Linked DNA regions of Homo sapiens: region 1 is linked to region 2. The links are chromatin contacts, found by Hi-C in ENCODE. All regions are on one chromosome and are shown on one strand. Each heading gives the region's core, a stretch centred on a gene start or an enhancer-like site at or near the end of the contact. The rest is flanking DNA. Distances are from core to core; before and after follow the strand shown. Region 1 holds the start of MTCH2 (mitochondrial carrier 2). Region 2 holds the start of TTC17 (tetratricopeptide repeat domain 17).

Region 1 (5,170 bases), core at 2,386-4,885, 4.3 Mb before region 2:
GGGATTACAGACGTAAACCATCACACCTGGCAGAGATAACATCACTAACATAGAATCTAAGATTGCCTTTTTGAGATGTTTTGGTGGCTACTGACTCCACTCAGACCCACCACTCATGACATCTGGTCCTGTGGCCTCCATCCAGAGGCTGTCAAGGACCGCTTTCTATACCCCTATGATTTCATCCCCAACCAATCAACATTCCCCATTTGAGCCCCCTGCCACCAAAGCATCCTTGAAAAACCCTCACCTCTGAGCCGTCGGGGAGAGTGATTTGAGCGATAACTTAAGTTCTTCCACATGGCCCACACTGTGTTAATTAAACTCTTTCTTTACTGTAATGCCACAGTCTCAGTGAACTGATTTTGTCTGTGCAGCAGGCAGGAAGAACCCACTGGACAATTACGTGATCTCTCTCCCAAGTCAGACCGCCTCCCAGTCCAGGAGACTTTTTTTTTTTTCTTCAAGACAGGCTCTTACTCTGTCCCCCAGGCTGGAGTGCAGTGGTACAATCTCGGTTCACTGTAACCTCTGCTTCCCAGGCTCGAGCAATCCTCCCACCTCAGCCTCCTAAGAAGCTGAGACTACAGGTGCAAGCCACCATGCTCAATTAATTTTTTTTTCTTTTTTGCAGAGACGGGGTTTCACTATGTTGCCCAGGCTGGTCTCAAACTCCCGAGCTCAAAGCAATCCACCCAAGTGCTGGGATTACAGGCATGTGCCCTGCTCCCAAGAGGCTTTTAACTGGTAAATCCATTCAGCCTTCCCTGGGCTTCATTTTTTTCTGAGATGGAGTTTCACTCTTGTTGCCCAGGCTGGAGTGCAATGGCATGATCTCGGCTCACTGCAACCTCCGCCTCCCGGGTTCAAGCGATTCTCCTGCCTCAGCCTCCCGAGTACCTGGGATTATAGGCATGTGTCACCACGCCCGGCTAATTTTGTTTTTTAGTAGAGATGGGTTATCTCCATGTTGGTCAGGCTGGTCTTGAACTCCTGACCTCAGGTGATCCGCCCACCTCAGCCTCCCAAAGTGCTGGGATTACAGGCGTGAGCCACCGCGCCCGGCTTCTGGGCTTCATTATTGACCTCTTGGAAGCTTTTGACATATTGACTATCCTTTCTTTTTCCAAACTTTTCTGTTGACTTCAGTGACATGCTGTTCTAGTTCTGTTTCCTTCCCAGTTAATTCTGCCCCTTTTGACTTCCGTTATTCCTCTCACCACTGCAATATGGGTCAGCAAATATAACCCATCTTAGGGTCATCATACTGAACTGTATCAGGGAATGCCATTCAGATCATAGTCTTTGTGACTGGCCCCACTCTGAGTTATGCAGTGCACAGCCTAGGCAGCTGTACATAGCACCTCTTCCCTTATCTATACTGCTGACTTCGGTTACCTATTCTCTGCAGATTCTTCCCAAAACCTCATCAGCAGCTTCTGCCTCACACCATTGGAAAATATTGTGGAGCAGACTGAATCCCCCAACCACCCACCCCTGGCAAGAGGCTCTGTGCCTCCCCATGCTCACTAGCATCAGTGGGACAAGGCAATATTATTTGGCACCATCAATGCACAAATCCAAGAATAAATAATCCAACCAGGTGTGGTGACTCACACCTGTAATCCCAGCACTTTGGGAGGCAGGTGGATCACTTGAGTTCAAGAGTTTGAGACCAGCCTGGGGCAACATGGCGAGACCCCATCTCTACTAAAAATACAAAAAAAATAGCTGGGCATGGTGGTGCACACCTGTGGTCCCAGCTAATTGGGAGACTAAGGTAGGAGGATCGCTTGAGCCCAGGAGGTGGAGGTTGCAGTGAGCCGAGATTGCACCACTGCACTCCAGCCTGGGTGACAAAGAGAGACCCTGTCTCAAAAAAAAAAAGAAAAGAATCCCCTGCTAAATAGTCTCTCTGGCTCAGCTTTATGTTTCTAGATTCAGTTAGAAGCAACTTGTTTCTTACAACTTTATTTTTTATTTATTTATTCTTTTGAGACTGAGTCTCGCCCTGTCACCCAGGCTGGAGTGCAATGGCGCAATCTTGGCTCACTGCAACCTCCAACTCCCGAGTTCAAGCGATTCTCCTGCCTCAGCCTCCCGAGTAGCTGGGATTACAGGCACCCGCCATCACACCCAACTAATTTTTGTACTTTTAGTACAGATGGGGTTTCACCATGTCGGTCAGGCTGGTCTTGAACTCCCGACCTCAGGTGATCCACCCACCTCAGCCTTCTAAAGTGTTGGGATTACAGGTGTGAGCCACCGTGCCCAGCCAATATCTGTATTTCAATATAAAGTTTTTTAAAAAAAACCCTTTCCTATGCATAATTTCACTTAATGCTCATAATAACCCTGAGAGATACACAGTAGTGTTAGATTTAGATACAAAAACTGGAAATTAAAGTAGCTAAAATGACAAATGGATGCAGTGGAAAAGCCAGGATCCAAATCCAAGTCTTTCCCCTACAGTACTTCACTCTGCTCCAAGCTCAGATTCACCAAATGTTGTTTGATAGAACACGTGAGCTGGGGCTGAAGGAGCAGGGACAATGCCTTTTTCACTTTTGCCTCTGATAGCCTGTAGACTGGTAGGCACTGAAGTATTTGTTCACTTGTGCAATAAATATTTATTGAGCACCTCGTATGTGCTGGGCACTGAAAACACAACCGTGAACAGAGGCTGTCACGGTTCCTGAACTCATGGAGCTTTCATTCCAGTGGAGGAGACATAATTTCAGTGATAATGCTACGACGGGGCACAATGTGGGAGAAAATAAGAGGGAGGTGGCCAGGCGCGATGGCTCCTCACTCCTGTAATCCCAGCACTTTGGGAGGCCAAGGCGGGTGAATCACGAGGTCAGGAGTTTGAGACCAGCCCGGCCAACATCGTGAAACCCCGTCTCTACTAAATAGACAAAAATTAGCCGGGCGTGGTGGCGTGTGCGTGTAATCCCAGCTACTAGGGAGGCTGAGGCAGGAGCATTGCTTGAACCTGGGAGGCGAAGGTTGCAGTGAGCTGAGATCGGGCCACTGCACTCCAGCCTGGGTGACAGAGCGAGACTCCGTCTCAAAAAAAAAAAAAAAAAGAAAGAAAAAGAAAAGGGGGAGGTAATTTTAGAATGGTCAGAGAAGGTTTTTTTGAAAAGATAACATTAATCAAACGAATAAATGAATGAAAAGCCACTCGCTAGCGGATTCATTATTTGCTATACTTATTTAGAGTTTGTCAGTCACGAGACTGTTACGGCTCTGATGCTGAGTATCTTTTGAATCCTATGTTGATGATGCCCAAAAGGCAAGTGCAGAGATGAAGCATAATGAAGAATCCTTTTCAATTTCTTTTCAGTCCTCTGACCTTGCCTCTGCCGTCACGGTCACACTCCCCCACTGACACTCCCATTCTTCTGTTTCCGGACACTTGCGGCCTGGAAGCGCATGTGCAAGAGAAACCGTCATTCCTGGTGAAGGGCGAGCCCCCGGCAGAACGCATGCGCCTCTGTCCCTTAAGCCCCGCCCCGACCTCAGCGCCCCCTCGCGAGCGCCTGCCGTTTCTCGGGGCGGGACGGGGGGGCGGGGACTGGGCGGAGAGGCGCGTGCTGCTGCGTGCGTGCGCGCGCGCCGCGGGCGGGCCAGTGAAACCGGCGGCCCTGGCACGTGACCTAGGACCGGCTCACCGGGTCGCTTGGTGGCTCCGTCTGTCTGTCCGTCCGCCCGCGGGTGCCATCATGGCGGACGCGGCCAGTCAGGTGCTCCTGGGCTCCGGTCTCACCATCCTGTCCCAGCCGCTCATGTACGTGAAAGTGCTCATCCAGGTATGAGGCGTCGCCGCTCCCTACCCCGCCCGGCGCCCCGTTCGGTCGCTGCTGCTCAGGGCGCCTGAGGATCGGCTCAGCCTTGCGGGCCTTTCATTCTCCCGAGATGCTGCTGCTCCTCCGCTGCCCTTTACCTCCCCGCAGGGACAGCTTCCTCAGTCCCGCGGCCCCGCTTGGGGGCCTCGCCGAGCCCTCGCCTCGCCGCCCAGCGTTGAGGCCCTCTCCTCCCTTAGCCAACCGCCACCCGGCCCTGCCCTGCCCGGCGGATCCTCTGAACTTTGGTTCTTCGTCACTGAGGTGGATCCTGGCCGGTCGCCACCAAAGGCTTCCGAACCCTCCCTCTCGCCCCTCCGAAATTCACATTCACCACTACTCCCCCCAAAATCTCAGACGCAAAACACGAAATACTCAGTTGAAGACAAATGTGAAGTTAGGTGGGAACCAACATTTTATTTTTTATTCCTTTTTTTTTTCTTTTTATGCTACTGTTACTACTGCTTTTCTGTTCCGAGGTTTTCGCACCAGATACTGAGAGAAACACAAGGAGCTCATTCAGAAGTGTTAATGAAGGGGTTGCTCTGTCAGATTTCGGAAGGATGCATTGAGCGCTTTCCAGCAGCGGCCCATGTGGCTCCTGACAATGAAAATCACATTTGTCAGAGCTGGAAATTAGTGAAGCTGAGTTTTAGCGAGTTTAAACATGGGAGTTAGTTTCTAATCTACTGTCAAATAATTATTACATGGTATTTTATATTCACATGCAGGTAGGCCAAGTAAGTGATAGACTTAGTGTTTCCAGTTCCTTTGCTATATCCCTGTAATGGGCAGGTCATTCTTTTTTTTATGCTTTTACTGAGAGTTGACATAATTACCTCATGCACTGTGCCTAGGAATGGAACAGTTTTTAGAACCCCTGTCTCGCCGTCTACTTTTCTGTAAAAAATAGGCAAGACACTAGAGAGGGCCCCATTTCTTATTCTTGAGTTGTTGGGAATCCAAATTATTTCTTGCTGAGTAGACCTGTGTGAATTCAGATTCCATATGTTAAAGGCTATTGCAAATAAATTCTTTGTACTTAGAACAAAGACTGATTAGAATGTACTGTAACATCCAAAACAGAATTGGCACATTTGGGGCTAGATAGCATCGGAGGTGACAGCATGTTGCAGTATATAGTAAGAACCCTTGGGGCCGGGCGCGTTCGCTCACGCCTTCCCAGCACTTTGGGAGGCCGAGGTGAGCGGATCACGAGGTCGATGTTTGAGACCAGTCTGACCAACATGGTGAAACCCCGTCTCTACTAAAAATACAAAATATAGCCAGGTGTGGTGGTGCGTGCACGTAATCCCAGCTAG
Region 2 (5,375 bases), core at 1,034-3,533:
GGATTCTACCTGCATACAAATTATGGCCAGGAAGGGAAGCATGGGTCATGCACAATCAGCTATCAGAGTGGAACTCGGCAGCTCACCACAGCACCCAATTCTTTTACTTTATTTATATGTGGTGCCTTTTCTTCAGATTAAATCCAACTTTCCTCCCCTGGCCTCTTATTGTTACACTGCAGACACCAACCTTATTTCTTCTGGCATAAAATCTTGTGGCTGCCTGAACATAACATTGTAAATGTTATGTATAGCAAAGTATTGGAAAATTCAATGAAAAGGATCACTTAAAAAGTCATGTAATAGAGAAATCTTGCTTTTTAAACTTTAAGCCTAATTACTTAGCTCAGCAGTGACTTGGCAGAGATCCAAAAGATTCTTCAGCTCTTCCCTGCTTCTCTGAGGCAAGTTTCCAGTAACCCCTGCCTTCCCCCATTAATACATATGTATCCAAAGTGCAAAAAGAAGGAATTTGTTAAAAAAAAAAAAAAAATCAGACTCTACTTTCCCATTGCAATGTTAAGTATATACATAAAACATTTCTACCAGCTTTCACTTTTTAGATGGGCTACTTTTTCAGCTGAGTGGTAGGACACCAAAATGGGAAGGAGAAGTCAATGTCATAGAGTATAAATAGCTGTGGCCAAAAACAATATTGCAGAAGAGCCAACAGGAGAAAGGCTCCCCAAAATGCAGCAGGAGTGACTTAATTCCACGTCTTCATAGAGACCTCAGGGAAAACCACTATCAAGAAACAAAAGAAGGGTGGAAGCAACCAGCACTCACATATGGTCTTACAGTGTTTTCTTGGGTTTCTGAAACACATACACATATATTTAAAGTCTCAGATAGTATGGCAATGAAAAGGAAACTGTTCTTTATGTATGTCATATAGAAAACGTTACCCAATAGGAACACGGTCTTTTCTTAGATATGCTGAAAACCACTCATGAATACCTAGGCGGATTTTTAGTTATACTTAACTTACTTGAGATAGAATTTGCAATTACATTACACGGCAAATCTAAATCTAAACCTCACCTTAAACGTTGGAATGTGTTCCTATCATGATTCATTACACACAATCCAAAGGACCAGTAATTTCCCACCACACTAGTTAAAACGTTTTAGATCAGTGGGCTAAATTGCATGGGGCACACAATTCACTTTCTAAATGTTTGCTAGACACTTCAAGATTGTCCTCAAGTGTTCGAAGTCAGTAAGTTTACCAATATTCTGTAGCGGAACACACACACGCACTCGTTAGGCATCAGCAGCATTTACAAAACGCAGGCAATCATAAAGTTATATAAGAAAAGCAGTCTCGCCTCTGAGGAATTAGTTCAGGCATACAAGAATCCAGGAAATCGCATATCCTCCATGCGAGGCTGGGTCACAAGAACTAGGTAAAGAAACAAAGCAAAGTGCACTGGGAAACGAGGGCAGTAACAGCTGAAAAGATGCAGGCAACGCCACCAGCGGCATCTTCAAGCATTCCTTCTGAAGGGGAGTGTTTCTATGTTGTTTCTAATGAGCCACTGCTGACCTGAGTAACGGTACAAGCTGAAACCAACACAACCAGAAACGAAATCCACCATGTGGTAGACGAGACTAGGGGAGCAGCACGAATGGTCCACAGGCTAGGGGTCCAGAAGCTGTCATACCATGGGACTCGCGCACACCCTGGAGCTGCCACCTGCTTTCTATTTCCTCGGGGAGGGCCGGTGACGCGTGAACCCGAGAGGCACCAAAGGCAGGAATCCTGAAATCTGTGATTTCTAAACCCCGAGCTAAAAAAAGGTCCGTAGGGCCCGTCTCCCGCAGCTGGGCGACTCTTCCCCACGCGGCGCGCGGCCCGCGAGGTGGAAGGGTGAGAACTTCTAGGGGGCCAAACGAGGACCAGGAGACAAGTGGGGAGCGGGAAGTGCCTGCCTGGTCCGAATGCAGGGAGTCCGAGGTCGCGGTGCCACCTCCCTGTGAGGGTAGGCTGGGGGCGGGGCCGCGCGGAGCCCAACAGCCAGGGGCCAAGCAGGGTAATCCCCCCGGGGCGAGGGCGGGCACGGGAGAAGAGGGACGCCCCGGCCGCTACCTGCTGCTGGATTTTCCCGTCCTCCGTGACGACCCAGTGCGTGGTGGCGAAGGCCCCTCGTGCCGCCACACTCAGCAAGGCGGAAAGGCTGAGGAGCCAGCCTGGGCCGGAGCAAGGCGGCAGCTCGTACCGGCCACGAACCCCTACTGCCGCCGCCATCTTGCCCCCCCGGCCGGGCCGCTCACACCGGAAGCGGAAGCTAGTCTCCGGCGCCCGCCATCTTGAAGAGGTCGGCCCTGGAGGAGGAGCAGGAGGAGGAGCCGAGAGGGCGTAGCTCGCTGACTACCAAGTTTCCTCCACCTCGGTTTTGGCGGCCAGGAAGCGCGACCTTCGGCTACTCTCCCAGCTTGGCTTCAGGGATGGAGACCGCTTTTTAGTTATTGTTTTTCTGTGGGTGATACGATCTCGGAGCGTGGGAACCGGAGGGAGACAAAAGCAGTGGCTTAGGTGGCGCTTAAGCAGAAGTGAAAGGACTCAATTTTATTGTTTTTTAAATCTTTGTTTTTTCGTTTTATTTCTGGTAGATAGTTGGGGAACAAAAGGTGTGCTTTCGAACCACCTATGGGAAGAGAGGTGTTGCTTTTATTCTTAAAGTCTCACAATAGTGGAAGCTTCAGAATGGAGACGGTTGTTAGTTTAGGGCACCGCTGTCCAGTAGCACTATAATGCGAGCCACGTGTGGAATGTAAAATATAGAGGGAAGTAACCCTACTAGTACATTTTATTTAACTCAAAGTACACAAAATATTAATTCAATGTGGTCTGTACAAATCATTGAGATAGTTTAGTTTTTTTTTTTTTAACTAAGTCTTGGAAATCGGCATGTTACACTGACAGCTTATCTAGTCATATTTCAGGGGCTTAATACCCGCATGTGGCTAACGTACTGGTCAGCACAGGTCTAAGCTAGAGGTCTAGGTCTGGAGACCAGAAACATTGGCATCACCTGGGAGCTTTTTAGACCTGCACATTCTCGGCTCTTCTCCCTCTCCCCCGCAACCTGCTGAATCAGACTACATTTTAACAATAGCCTCAGGTGACTGGTATACATATTAAAGTTTGAGAACCACTTTCTTCTAGTGAACCAACAGGCAGGCAGGCAGGCGTCAAGCTTGGCTGCCAGCTTCTTGCTAGATATGTCATTTTAGGTCTTTCAAGATTGCCCTCTGTGTGTGTTATTTAAGGTTGGTATGCTTTTGGTTTTCTCCTTGGGAAAAGAAGGATGAGAATATTGTTTAACCACTTCTCTACACAAGTGTATGCAGGAGAGCAGTTGCTAAGTGTTTAAACACCACGCTATAGAAATGTAGAAACAACCACAGCATTGGTGTTTTTTTTTTCTTCATTCCAGGAACAGCTTTTCTTAAAGGCCTGAAGACTGAACATTCATTTCATTAAAAATATATGGCTTATTTGCTTTTTGCCTGGTACTCTGATAGTCTCTGGGTATGGAAATGTAACCATTGGGCAGTGTGCAATATAGTGAGATATTATTGGCAGGTTAACAATTAAAATACAGGATAATGGGGGTGTATGAATGCATATGTACAGGAGAGAGCAACCAACCAGGTGAAAAAAAGGTTTGGAGCTCAGGTGCTGGTTCAGGCAGAATAATAAGTGAAAAGGTGAAGTTGGCCGGGCGCGGTGGCTCACGCCTGTAATCCCAGCACTTTGGGAGGCCGAGGTGGATGGATCACTGAGGTCAGGAGTTCAAGACTGGCCTGGCCAAGATGGTGAAACCCCGCCTCTACTAAAAATACAAAAATCAGCCGGGCATGGTGGCGGGCACCTGTAATTCCAGCTACTTGGGAGGCTGAGGCAGAGAATTGCTTGAACACGGGAGGCGGGGATTGCAGTGAGCCGAGATCACACCACTGCACTCCAGCCTAAGTGACAGAGCGAGAATCCGTCTCAAGAAACGAAAAGGTGAAGTCAGTGGCATGTTTTAAGAGTTTCTTGGAGTTTAGACATAGGCAATAGGGAGTGTTTCAGAATTTTAAAATAGAGAAGTGGCAAATGATGGAATCCCTTTTGTCTCAGCATCTTATTTTTGGGGCATAGAGGTCAACCCTATTTCTTGTGTATAAAGCTGACATCATCATCATCTAACATTTCTTGAGTGTTTAATACGTACTGGGTCCTGTACATGCATAGTTCCTATTAATCGTCACAACTTACCAAGCTCTGGCTAGTTAAGTAAGTTGGCCAAGATCATATTGCTAAGTGGTAGAGCTCAGGTTTGGACTCAGATCCACCTGACTCTAGATCTGAGAGCCTGAGAATGAATGAATGTTAGTGAGGAATTTGAGAAAGGCCCCAGCATCACATATTTTGCTATCAGCAATTTCTTTGACCTTCACAAGTTAACCTCTAAAGGGGTGGAATTATAGCTTCTATAGCTTTATTATACCACCTATTTTCTGTAGATGATAACTCTTATCTTTTGGGATCCTGTATTAGTTTTCTAATGCTGTGTAACAATTGCCACAAACTTAGCTTAACACATTATCTGACAGTTTCCTTGGGGCAAAAGTCTTCTGCTGTGGTGTGACTGAGTTCTCTGCTCAGTGTCACAAGGCTCATATCAAGGCTGCAATCTCATCTGAGGCTTGGGGTTCCTCAGTCAAGCTCATTCTTCAAGTCCTTGGCAGAATTCAATTTATTGCCAATGTAGGACTGAGGGCTCCATTTTCTTACTGGCTGCTGATTGTGGCCATTAACATTGAGGCTACCCACAGTTTTCTGCCATGTGGCTCTCACAATGGCAGTTATTCCTTGAAGGCAAGCAGAATATTTCCACTGCTGAAATCTCTTGAATTCCTCTATCTCTAAGCCTAGACTTAAAGGGCTCATGTGAGTTGATAAGGTCTATCTGAATAATATCCCTTTTTATTCAACTGATTAGTAACTTTAATGCCATCTGCAAAAATTTCGTTTGCCATATAACATTATCTTAGTCCATTTTGTGTTGTTATAACAGAATACCTAAAGCTGGGCAATTCATAAAGAAAAGAGGTTTAATTGGCTTATGATTCTGGTGGCTGAAAAGTCCAAGATTGGGCAGCCGCATCTGGTAAGGGCCTCACGCTGCTTCCACTTAGGGAGGAAAGCAGAAGGGGAGTGGGTGTGCATAGAGATCACATGTTGAGAGAAGCAGCAAGAGAGACAAATCAAGAAAGCCAAACTCTTTTAACAACCCACACTCGAGAACTAATTCATTCCTGAGAGAGCAAGAACTCACCTCCCCCCCCACCACCGTGAGGGCATTAATCTGTTCATGACAGAT

Evidence for each region. Hi-C counts contacts between places; a loop is a spot of excess contacts on that map. Pooled maps may share reads with other maps.
Region 1: a loop to region 2 is called in a pooled map, with 16 times the contacts of the local background. The contact joins the promoter of MTCH2 here to the promoter of TTC17 in region 2. A Hi-C loop is called at or near these places in 4 of 50 pooled maps.

What each region holds. Positions count from the first base shown.
Region 1 is chr11:47,641,024-47,646,193 of GRCh38, reverse strand. It overlaps MTCH2 (mitochondrial carrier 2), which reads left to right and starts at 3,635. Exons shown (of 13, transcript NM_014342.4): 1 at 3,635-3,815. The coding sequence starts at 3,729. RefSeq lists a silencer at 3,445-3,714.
Region 2 is chr11:43,355,828-43,361,202 of GRCh38, reverse strand. It overlaps TTC17 (tetratricopeptide repeat domain 17), which reads right to left and starts at 2,283. Exons shown (of 24, transcript NM_018259.6): 1 at 2,090-2,283. The coding sequence starts at 2,248. RefSeq lists a silencer at 1,945-2,024 and an enhancer at 2,155-2,424.